Linked DNA regions of Homo sapiens: region 1 is linked to region 2. Evidence: read pairs that join two places in POLR2A ChIA-PET (ENCODE). Cell type or tissue: A673. All regions are shown on one strand. Links, peaks and the distances in the headings refer to the core of each region. The heading gives the core; the rest is flanking DNA.

Region 1 (5,369 bases), core at 171-5,170, 1.4 Mb after region 2:
ACACTACATCATGGTCTTCTCTCGGGCTCTGCCTCCTCAGCTACAGCCTGTGGCAAATTCTCCTCTGAACACTCACCCAGGCAAAGTGGGCTAGGAAAAGGACAGGGGGTGGGGAGACGCACAGAAGGGGCGCCAGGGGCCACTGTCACACCCACAAAGCCGGCGTGGGGTTCCCGGGGAGAATGACATTCAGGTGTGCACGTGTGAGAACGTGTGCGTGTGCACCAGTGCTTGCTCACCTGAGTCCACACGCAGGTGTGCAAGTGTGTGCCCGTGTGTGTAGAGGGGTGCATGTGTGTGCCTCTACATGTGAGGGGTGCGTGTGTGTGCATGTGTGAGAGTGTGTACGTGTGTGTGCTTGCTCACGTGAGTGTCCACACACGGGTGCTCCCGTGTGCATGCGCGTGTGTGCTCGTGAGTGCTTGTTTGCATGTGTGTGCACTCACATACGTGTATGCCAGTGTGTGAACATATCTGTGCATGACCTCAATGGTGTAGATTGCACGTGTATGCTTGTGTGAGTTTGTGTATGTGTGTGCCTGTGTATGCACACTGTGTGAGCATGTGCATATGTGGGAACAAGTGTACACATGTATGCACACATGTATCCACACGTGTGTGTGCCTCTGTGTGTGCAGGGCAAGAGGGTGGGGACGCCATCGGGGTCTGTGGCCCAGGTGAGCCTCCCGGAGGGCGTGGCTCTGGTGAGTGGCGGTGCCTGGCAGAAGCTGGCCCTCCAGAAACCCTCCACAGTGACGATGGGTTGAGCAAGGCCTGCGGGGCTGAGCCTCCAGCCATCGCCAGGGTGCTGTGATGAGGCAGCCAGGGAGGCCGAGCGGGACCTGAGGGTGCAGCACTGGGCCGAAGCCAAGCTGGGACCCAAAAGGGGCTTGTGCTGCCCATCTGGGTGGGTCGGCCCCGGGCCCTCCTCAGTCTCCCCATCCAAGCTCATGTGTCCATAGCCCCGATCCCGTCTGCGCTGGGCTCTGCAGCTTCCTCTTCTTCCTCACTTCCTCCCGCACCCCCCTCCCCACGGGCAACAGTCCCAACATCTGGTTGGCGTTTCCAGCAAAGCCGGGGGCGGGGCCGGCAGGAGCCAGAAGAGCAGCTGCGGACAGTGTGGGAGTCTCCGGCGGGGCTGTGAGAACCAGCACTAGCCGGATGGTTGCGTTCCCAGTGCAGCCCCCGCCAGTGTGGTGGGGGGTGCTGGAGACCAGGGAGGAGAGGTGACTGGGTCACAGCCACTCCGGAGGCCGGGCGCCTCCCTCAGACACGGCTCTGCTGGAGGAGGGGGCTGTGGGCTGCCGAGCCTCCACCCCAGCCTCCAGGCAGCACAGGGCGAGGGCCTGCCCTTGCTCCTGGGCCCCCTGCCGTCATCTCACCCCAGCCTCAGTTCCCTCCTCTCTGAAATGGGCCCTGACGGTACCTGCCTCATGAGCTGTGGGGAGGACTCCAGGAGCTCAGGCTCGGAGGTCGCTGCCCAGTGTGGTAGGGGTGGCCTCACCCCTCGGGCCCACTCCCGGCTGTGTGGGTTCATCCATCCTACAGCAGCGAGGGCTGCGGAGGACACCGTGCAGGCCTGGAGTCAGACTGGGCTCCGAAGCCCGGGAGCAGGGTCTCAGGGTGTCAGCCCAAAAGCCAGGCTGGCCCACTGCCCAGCAGGTGGGCACCAAGGCGGGGGCCTGGTGCAGCATCTCCAGCCTCAGCAGGGTTAACTCCCAACCCCAACCCAGCCCTGGCTGCAAGGGGGGTGCTGGGCCAGTTGCGGGGGAGGCGGGGGCGGGGGCGGGGGGTACTCAGCTCCAGGAGCCTGCTCAGGATCAGGCCTCCCGCGCGGCTCAGCCCTTCCGGGTGAGGTCATGGGAAAAACCGCCTCAGACACCCCCAAGACAAGGACCCCCAAGGCTGCCTGCGGGTTAATAGTGGCTCCTCCCAGCTGCAGGGGCCGCTCAGCCAGACCCTGGCTCCTGAGCAGGTGTGCGCCCCCCAGGTCCCAGGTTGCACACCCCCATGGGGGCGGGGGAGGCAGTTTCCTGCTTCTCAGACTTCTCCCACCGGGGCTTCTTTCCGGCTGCGGCTTTGCTTTTGTTGTGTGTTTTTGTTCACTCCCCCTCCCCGCTGGAGTCAGTCTCAGGAAAGCTTCTGGGGCGATGGGAGCAGCGGAGGAGCCCAGGCCGGAAAGGGGACAATTAAACCCAGGGAAGAAAGGGTTAACCCTGACTCCGCCCCCCCCCCACCCCCATTCACCAGGAAATAAACAAGGAGCTTTGTTTCCATTCACCCTGAAAAATACAAGGATTTCCTCTCCCACTGGTCTGCACTGTCCCCCAAGGACCCCTCAAACCCAGAGGGGCAGGGCAGGAAGGGGACCCTGAGGTGGGCAGAGGTACTTGGGCTTCCGGAGACAGGGAGATGTTTGGAAGGTTCAGCTCAGCCTGGGTCATGGCAGGTGACCCAGAGCCACTGAGAGCAGGGTGAACCTGGGGCCTGTCCTCACCCACCCACTCACCCGTCTGTTCCTAGAGGCCCTGCTGTGTGTGGCTTGCAGAGGCCGGGCCGATGAGAGTCTGCCCCCAGGAGCGCACCACAGGCTAGAGAGGACGCTCCCACCCTCGCAGCCCCCATCAAAGCCATGGAGGGGAGAGAGCCACGCTGGGAGAAGTCGTGTGTGCCCCGGATGGTCTGGAAAGGCCTCTGGGGCCTTGAGGGACAGGAAGGGGGCCTGGGCATCCCCAGCAAAAGCGTATACAAGGCCTTGTGGCAGGCAGGCTCCCGGGCCTCCAAAACAGACAGGGGAAGTGGAGGCCACTGGATGGTGGGGCCCATCCCGAGGGAGCCCAGCTGCTGGGAGGCATTTTGCATCTTGATGTGATGACAGTGGGAAGTCCCAGGGCAGCTCTGAGCAGGGGATGCTGCCTGCACCTTAGAAACTGCAGCTGTGGGTTGGGCGTGGGGGTTGAAGGAGGAGAGAGGTGTGGGAACAGGGGTCCTGGCCTGGACATGCCACGTGGGTAGGGTGCCGTTTGCTGAGGCAGTGTGAGCGGAAGAGGCAGGGGTGGTGGGGAGGGGGTCTGGTTTGGGATGTGTCCAGTCTGAGAGGCGTATGGGAAAGTGGCTGACCCTAGACCTGGTAGGGGGGTGCAGGTGGGACCTGACGAGGCCTCCCTGAGAGGGCAGTGGAGGAGGCACGGTCTGAGGACCGGACCTGGCAGGGGCCTGAGTCTATCAGAGGCAAGGAAGGGGTGAGGCCGTGGTCAGCTCCCGGGGTGTGTGGGCTCCGCAAGGCCTGGTGGGAGCGAGGTGCTGGGTCCTTCTCTGTCAAGTGGGGACAGTGAGTGAGTGCACTGAGCCCGAGAGGTTGAGACACTACAGAAACAGCAGCGGCTCAAAGAGCGGAGGAAATCTGTGGATGCCCCCACCGTGCGATGTCCCCCCCGCCATGTGACACACCCACCATGCGATGCCCTCTCATCCACTGTGATCCCCCCACACTGTTCAGTGCTCCCGCCACCACGCGATGCCCTCTCATCCAGTGTGATCCCCCCACACTGTTCAGTGCTCCCCCCACCACGCGATGCCCCCCTCCACAGTGCGGTGCCCCCCTCCACAGTGCGATGCCCCCTACTGTGTCCCCTTGGACCTCTGCCATCTCCATCAAGGTGTCATCTGCTGGTGATACCTGTGCCCTCACCCACTTGGTTCTCGGGCCAGAGTTGGCACCATCTGGGGCAGCCAGGGGCCCTGCGAGGCTGCTCCAAGTTCTGCACCATTTCCCAACCCGGGGGACAGAGCCCTGACCCACGCTGGGAGCCGGCAGCACACCTGCTGGTTACCTCCCGTCCTCCATCCACCCCCATCCTGTGCCGCCTGCCTTCCCAAATAGATGGCATCAATATGCACCCTGGTCCTCAGGGGTGCTTCCAAGAGCCACACTAAGTCAGCTGGGGCCAGAAGGGACTCTGGGAGGGGGCTCGGGATGGCTGAAGGAGCCCCACTGCTGGGGCAGTGGAGGGTGACAGCCCTGGGGTGCAGTGCAGTGTTGGACCTCTGCCATGGCGACTGGGAAGGGCCGTGGGAGCCGGAGGCCCCTGCCACGCGGTTCTCCAGCATTCAGGAGTTATGGAGGCCACAGTGACCATGAGGACGTGGGAGCCGTGGCTACTGGCCAGTGTCACAGTTGGGGCCCGGCTGGTTTCAGCTGACCTCTCCTCTGGCCATGGGACACAGTAAGGGCATTGCAGTAAGGGAATTGCAGAGGAGGCTCCTGGAAGTCTCCCAGGCTGGGATCAGGGCTCTGACCGAGAAGGAGTGGGCCTGAGTGCTGGCCTGGGCCACCTGGGTGTGTCTGTTTGAGAGGATGACCTCCCAGAAGTGCCTGCTCCTCCTCCATCATCTCTGCCTCCCCATAGAGTCCCGAGGACACCCCTTAGTGGAAGGCGTCAGGAAAGCTGCCGTCAGCTGCAGCGAGAGAAAAATCCTTCACAGTGTTCTAGACGTGGCCGGCTCTCAGATCCAGAGCCCGCAACTGGAGGGGCGGCCAGGTGCCCTTGAGGAAGGACCCTACAACACAAAAGCACACATGCACAGTTCCCCCACTGCATCCCCAGAGGGACCACTGGCCATTTACTAGAGGAACTGGGCGCTGGAGAAAGGGCCCACCCACTCCATCAGTGCTGTCTGATGTCCAGCCTGGCTGACGCCAGTATCAGGAGACCACAGTGACCTCATGGCATGGCCCCTGTTAAGGCGGGAAAGGATGGACACTGGGTGATAAATGGGGCCCTGGGCCAGCTCCATCCAGTGGGCCCCTAGGTCCCTGGGCCACTCTGTGGCCACTCCCCTTGGCCTGAGTGTGTGGTTGGAGGAAGGGCTGGATGTGGCAGCTGGCAAAGCCCTTCTGTCACTTCCTTCTGCGGCGTAAGAGCCTGGATGGCTGAAAAAACCAAGTTGAAACTCCCAAAACCATGACTCCCCATGCGTACACACCAAGATGGGAAACCCAAAGCAGATGCCTTCTGAGATGGCATGGATTCGTGCCACCCAGAAAGCCTTGACAAATACACACACAGTGGTCCCAACCTATTCTCATCGAGTTCAGCAGTCCGGCCCCTGCGGAGGTCAGACAGACCATGGCAGGTGGGTGACGGTCAACCTAACAAGCTGGGAGTCCTGGCCACAGCCACTCTGCCAGAGGTGATGTCTGGACTGGGGAACAGGCCAACACAAGCTCGAGCACCCGGCCTGGGGCTCCCTGGAGGCAAGTCTGGAGACCGCACGGATCCCAGTCCCTGTTGGGGTGGAAGGAGCATCATAAGCAGTCTGCACGGGCATGGGAAGGACAGTAGTGCACGTGCACGACCCCGCCCAGG
Region 2 (5,369 bases), core at 102-5,101:
GCTCAATAGAAATATGGCCTGAATGGATTTTCTCTTCATCACGCTGCTTCTGTGCAGAAGACCTGGAAAGGAGCTAACATATATCTTATTTACATATATGTGTGTGCACACACACAGGCACATGGCTGTGCAGAGGGCCTGGAGAGCAGCTAGTGTGCTGTCTCACTAACACGCATGCACACATGAACCGACATGGCCAGACACACACACAAACACACATGTGCACACGTACACACCTGCATACATGCACACATAAGCAGTCACGTGCACACATGCACACACTCACACGCACACACAACGTGCAGAGAGGAGGTGCTTTGAGAGAGGTCAAGGGCCGGCAGTGGTTGCTGGCTCAGGAGGGCTGTGGCTGACCCAGGGAGAGAAGATGGATGGGCCATGCGTTGAGGCCTCTGTCCCCAGCTGTACATTTGCCTGAAACTGCAGGGGCAGCAATTTTCTTTCCAGCCAGTTTGATGTCGGTTTCTTTCAGGGCTGAGCTAAGCGTTCTCAATGGGGAAGAGTAGCAGCTGAGGGGCCTTTTCCCTGGAAAGGTCAGAGAAATCCCATGGCAAGAGAAGCCCTGGGCTGGGTGAGGGGCTGGGGCTATGCATGCTTTGTAAGGCTTAGGGGACATCCCACGTGAGAATAGACATTGGAGCAGGTCAGGAGCTCAACTGTAGAGGTGTAGGACTCAAAGGGGAAGGGGCCGGAGCTTGTTGAAGTTGCAGATTCCTGCCTCCTTCCTTCAGGGATTGTGATGAAGGGAGCCTGGGCAGGACCCAGGAATCTATTTCCACAGCCTCCCCAGGTCATCCTGATGCAGGTAGCTCCAAGTCCAACAGGCTGATAGGATATTCTTCGTGAACTGCAAAGCCAAAATCAAGTCTGCTTTTTTTCTGTGATGGAGATTAGGCTTCCTTGAAACTCTGCAGTGAATTCTGCCACTCAAAGCTAAGCATTGCTATCTCGTATCCTTCTGTCTGTGAAAAGAACTGGTCCAGGCAACTGTCAAGAGGAGCAGTTCAGTTTTCACATCCATTTCCCAAGGCCTCGTCCTGCACAGGACCAAGAGGGCGGTCTAAATGTATTCCTTCATTAGAGGCTCCAGTGAGATGGGGGACCAGGTCGAGGTGGAATTCAGCTGTGTGTCACAGAAGCCTGACCACGGGGGCTTGTCCAGATTCAGATTTATTTTTCCACAGAACAATAAGTCCAGAGGCCTGCCATCATGCCCACTGTGGTGACTCCAGAGGAACAATATGGATGCAGGCTCCTTCATCGTCCCACTCTCAGCCTCATGGCCACAGAACAGCTGCAGTGCCCCGGACATCATTCACATTCTAGGCTGTTGGAAGGGGAAAGGGTAAAAGACAAAAGATGTGAGCAGCTGAGTCTGCTTCCTCTAATGAAGAAACCAGCAGCTTCCAGGAGCCCCCCACAGTGGACTTTTGCTTACATCTCATCACTGGAACTGGGTCCCATGGGCAGTCCCTGCGTCAGTGCTGTGTAGATCTGAACACTGGCAGCCAGGCCTGCTGCATCAAACTGTTGCTGCCAAGGAAAAATGATAGGAGAGATACTGGGTGCATGCCTGCCATGCTGTTCCCAGGGGACAGCCTCCTCCTCACGTCACAGGATGGAACACAGATCATTAGGGTCTGCATTTGGCTGACATGCAGGCGTTTTCTTCTGGCAAAGAAAATCTGACTTCCGGCCAGGCACAGTCGCTCTCGCCTGTAATCCAAGCACTTTGGGAGGCTGAGGTGGGTGGATCATCTGAGGTCAGGAGTTCAAGACCAGCCTGGCCAACATGGCAAAACCCCGTCTCTAGTCAAAATACAAAAATTAACTGGGTGTGGTGGCACGTGCCTGACATCCCAGCTACTCGGGGAGGCTGAGGCAGGAGAATCGCTTGAACCCGGGAGGTGGAGGTTGCAGTGAGCTGAGATCGCATGGCTGCACTCCAGCCTGGGTGACAGAGTGAGAGTCCATCTAAAAAAAAAACAAAGAAAGAAAGAGAAAAGAAAAATAGAAAAGAAAATCTGACTTCCTCGAAGCCCCTCCCTTTGGTTGCACAGCCACAAGAAAGCCCCTCATCCTCCCGAAATTGCTTTATCAACAGCGTGGAAGGGAGCAGGAATAGGTACCTCGGTCATGCACAGGGAACACTTAGCACGGGCCTGGCACGGGGCGTCCGATGATGACTGTAGCTGGCATTCTGTTGCACACATCAGAGAGCTGCATTTACTTCTGTGTTGGATGAATCCACCGCTGCAGAAGCTCCCAGTGCCACCAGGTCCCCCCAGAGACAACGCATCTTCTCCCCAGCTTTGGATGGGACTTACCTATCTTGGAAAAATATGCAGTTTTCATTCCTTGGCAATAACCAGATTTTGGACTTCCACAAGCTGCATGCGGAAGTGAAAACTGGATTAAAAGGAGTAGGGACAGAGGTCTCCAGAAACTTAGGAAAGGTCTCAAGTTTCATTAGCACTGCCTGGCAAGCTCAGCATTTTCTCCTCCACTGCGGGCCTCTGGTTTGCAGCCTGGTGGTCAGTAAGGTGTGAGCATGGGATGATTCTCCCGCCTACGCAGTGCTCTGACCATGCTTCCTCAGGTGCTGGCAGGGCCCTGGAAAGGCAAAAGCAGCAGCAACGCCCAGAGGCCAGAAGTCCGAGAGCCCGCGCCTCAGTGGGATCTGTCCATGGTGCTGACCTCCCAAGCTGCCTCAAGGTCTTAGCTCCAAGAGGCCAAGAATTTCCCATCTTCTCCAGCTCTATCCACGTGACGGCGTGACCCCACTCTCCGAGTTGATGAGGCCTGTGGGGCAGAGCCCAAGCTGGATGGAAGGGAACGAGCTAATCAATTAGGAATGTCTGTGAAGAGCGAGCGGGAGGACGTGAGAACAGCCTCCCACGTGGCTCCAAGTCCGCCGTTCCTCTTCCAAGGCTTTCAGGCAGAAGAGCTGGGGTCCTATCTTTGCTTCCATTTTCAAAGAGGGAGACTCTAGAAATAGCTCCTTTAGAGGGTCAGAGCTCAAATCCAATTTAAAGCCCACTCTAGTATTTGAGATGAGAGAGAGTGTTGTTATGTTAGTCTCTCCTCCCAAATGGCCCTGTTGGAGATTTTTTACTACTTCACTCCTCCCTCCCTCTCTTCCTTCCTTCCTTCCTTCCTTCCTTCCTTCCTTCCTTCCTTCCTTCCTCCCTCCCTCCCTCCCTCCTCCATTCTTTCCTTTTCTTTTGTCTTTCTGTATCTTCATAACAGGATGCTTCATAAAAATTTCATGGGCACCCACTGCTTCTCCAGCATGAGTCTGTGCTAGGCTCATGCTGAATGCTCCCCATGCACTATCTCATGTAATCCACAGCAACCCTGGAAGCCACTATTATTACCTCCCCATTTCATGGATCAGGGAGTGTAAGTCCCGGCTCAAGACTGCAGAGCCGATGGGTAGCAGAGCCAGGGTTCAAACCTAAAACTCCATGACAGCAAAGTCTGAGCTTATATCCATCTTGCCATAATGGTCCTTTAACTTGTTTTTAGAGATGGGGTCTCACCCTGTCGCCAGGCTTGAGTGCAGTGGTGTGATCTCAGCTCACTGCAACCTCCGCCTCCCAGATTCAAGCGATTTTCCTGCCTCAGCCTCCTAAATAGCTGGGAATAGAGGTGTGCACCACCACACCCAGCTAATTTTTGTACTTTTAGTAGAGTCGGGGTTTCACCATGTTGGGCAGGATGGTCTTCATCTCTTGACCTCGTGATCTTCCTGCCTCAGCCTCCCAAAGGGCTGGGATTACATGCGTGAGCCACCATGCCTGGCCAACATTTTTTAAGTTCCAAAATGCTAATTGGAAAATGAAAAAAAAAAGAAGAAGAAGAAGAAGAAGAAGAGAAATCAGCTATGTTATTTCATGGAAAGAGAAACTTAATTAGAAATGTGATCTGTCAAAAAGTTTTCCGGTATGTCTGGAATACTGCCCGAAGCTCAGGGAGAGGTGGTGAGATGGGGCTGGAGAGATTATCTGGAGCTGGAGCCCCAGGCAGTTTTGTTTGTTCTCGAGGTTCAAGCAAGACCTGCGTGCAGAGCCACTATCTTCTGGGAGTGGAAGTGGAGTTATTAATGTCCTCTGGTCCTGGAATTGAGACTGATGCATGCAGGGTGACTTGTCCTCTGAGTAAACGTGTCCCATCTCACCTGGAGAATGAGCCTGAATAGGGTGATATGACTGAGGAGAAGATCTGAGATGGATCTTTGTGAAAAGCAGGGACAATTGGGAAAATCTGAGGCTAATTAGCCCTTCCCAGCCTCAGGCTGCAGGTCCGGAGTTACACATGAAGGCACATCGGGTTGGCAGGCTGGAGAACCACAGGCATGTTTTTACACAGCTGAGAGGGGTTGGAGCCTCCCAGTGCTCTGGAAATAGCCGTTTCCCCTGTTCATTCATCTTAGGAGGCCAGAGCCTGAGGGTGAAAGAGTTCCATCCCCAAGGCTGGCCTCTCCTGCCCATAGCCAGAGCCATGAGACACGGGTACTCCACAAGCTCTGGGACTTGGGTCTTCATGTATGTACTCCTCCTTGGGAGTGGGGAGATGGTGAAAGTTTGTGTTAAATTTGCTCCAGATGTCCTTAGGCAGCCAGACTTCTGCAAGGAGCTTGTTCAAAATCCCAAGGATGAAAAACTGCTGTCTCTCCAGGCAAGATGCACATTCTTCACCATGACGATTCACAGAATCCCACTAGACACCAAGAAACTCTGCTAATGCTGACTCAGCGAAGGGGCAGGCTCTGCCACAGCTGGTGCCACTAAGTCCTAGGGTACGAGAGTCTGTGCAAACAGGCTGCATCCCCTGGCTCCACTAAGCCGAATACAGACAGAGGCTCTGCGCACTCGCCCCATCCAGCAGAGGATGCCCATGGCGATCATTTTAGTGCTTATCATGGAGGGCAGGCTGATGGGTCAGCGTGGCCATCACAGCTTCAGGGAGATGTTCAAAAAGGCTGGAGCCAAGTGGGCAGGGGATGGGGAAAGGAGGGGCTGTCTGGAGTGAGACAGATGTGCTATGAACCTTGTCACTGCTGCTGGCTGTTGGAGTGACCTTGGACAATTCCCTTGTATTAGCTGAGTCTCTGAATTTTGCCTGTAAATACAGAGCGCCCACTTAGAGGGGGAATTGGGGTTCACTGAGTTTGTATAGCACCTGGTCCATGTGAAATGTCCCCTCCCCTCCTGGGGTCTCTCCCTGGGTAGGAGGGAAGCTGATTACAATGGTGATGGCTGACTGTTACCCAGCACAGGTGCAAGCCCCAGGCCCTTCACCTGGATGGCCTCACCCTGACCTTTCACCCACTCAATGAGGGAGGTGCC

The links. Peaks named below come from ENCODE experiments on the same cell type or tissue, not always from the same donor. Only the 100,000 strongest peaks of a DNase experiment are listed, where the experiment ranks them.
Region 1: POLR2A ChIA-PET joins it to region 2 with 8 read pairs; 1 of 35 experiments calls an interaction of 5 or more read pairs at or near these places.

The regions. Positions count from the first base shown.
Region 1 is chr9:136,586,206-136,591,574 of GRCh38, forward strand. No RefSeq gene overlaps it. Among named protein-coding and RNA genes, the nearest start is that of LINC01451, 28 kb to the right of the region's middle. In A673, for the core only: no CTCF peak of the experiment used is centred there; DNase peaks (open chromatin) are centred at 1,086, 2,116 and 2,816; H3K4me3 peaks cover 1,090 bases; H3K27ac peaks cover 2,910 bases.
Region 2 is chr9:135,154,017-135,159,385 of GRCh38, forward strand. No RefSeq gene overlaps it. Among named protein-coding and RNA genes, the nearest start is that of OLFM1, 69 kb to the left of the region's middle. In A673, for the core only: no CTCF peak of the experiment used is centred there; DNase peaks (open chromatin) are centred at 2,945, 3,085, 4,035, 4,725 and 1 weaker place; H3K4me3 peaks cover 2,915 bases; H3K27ac peaks cover 4,885 bases.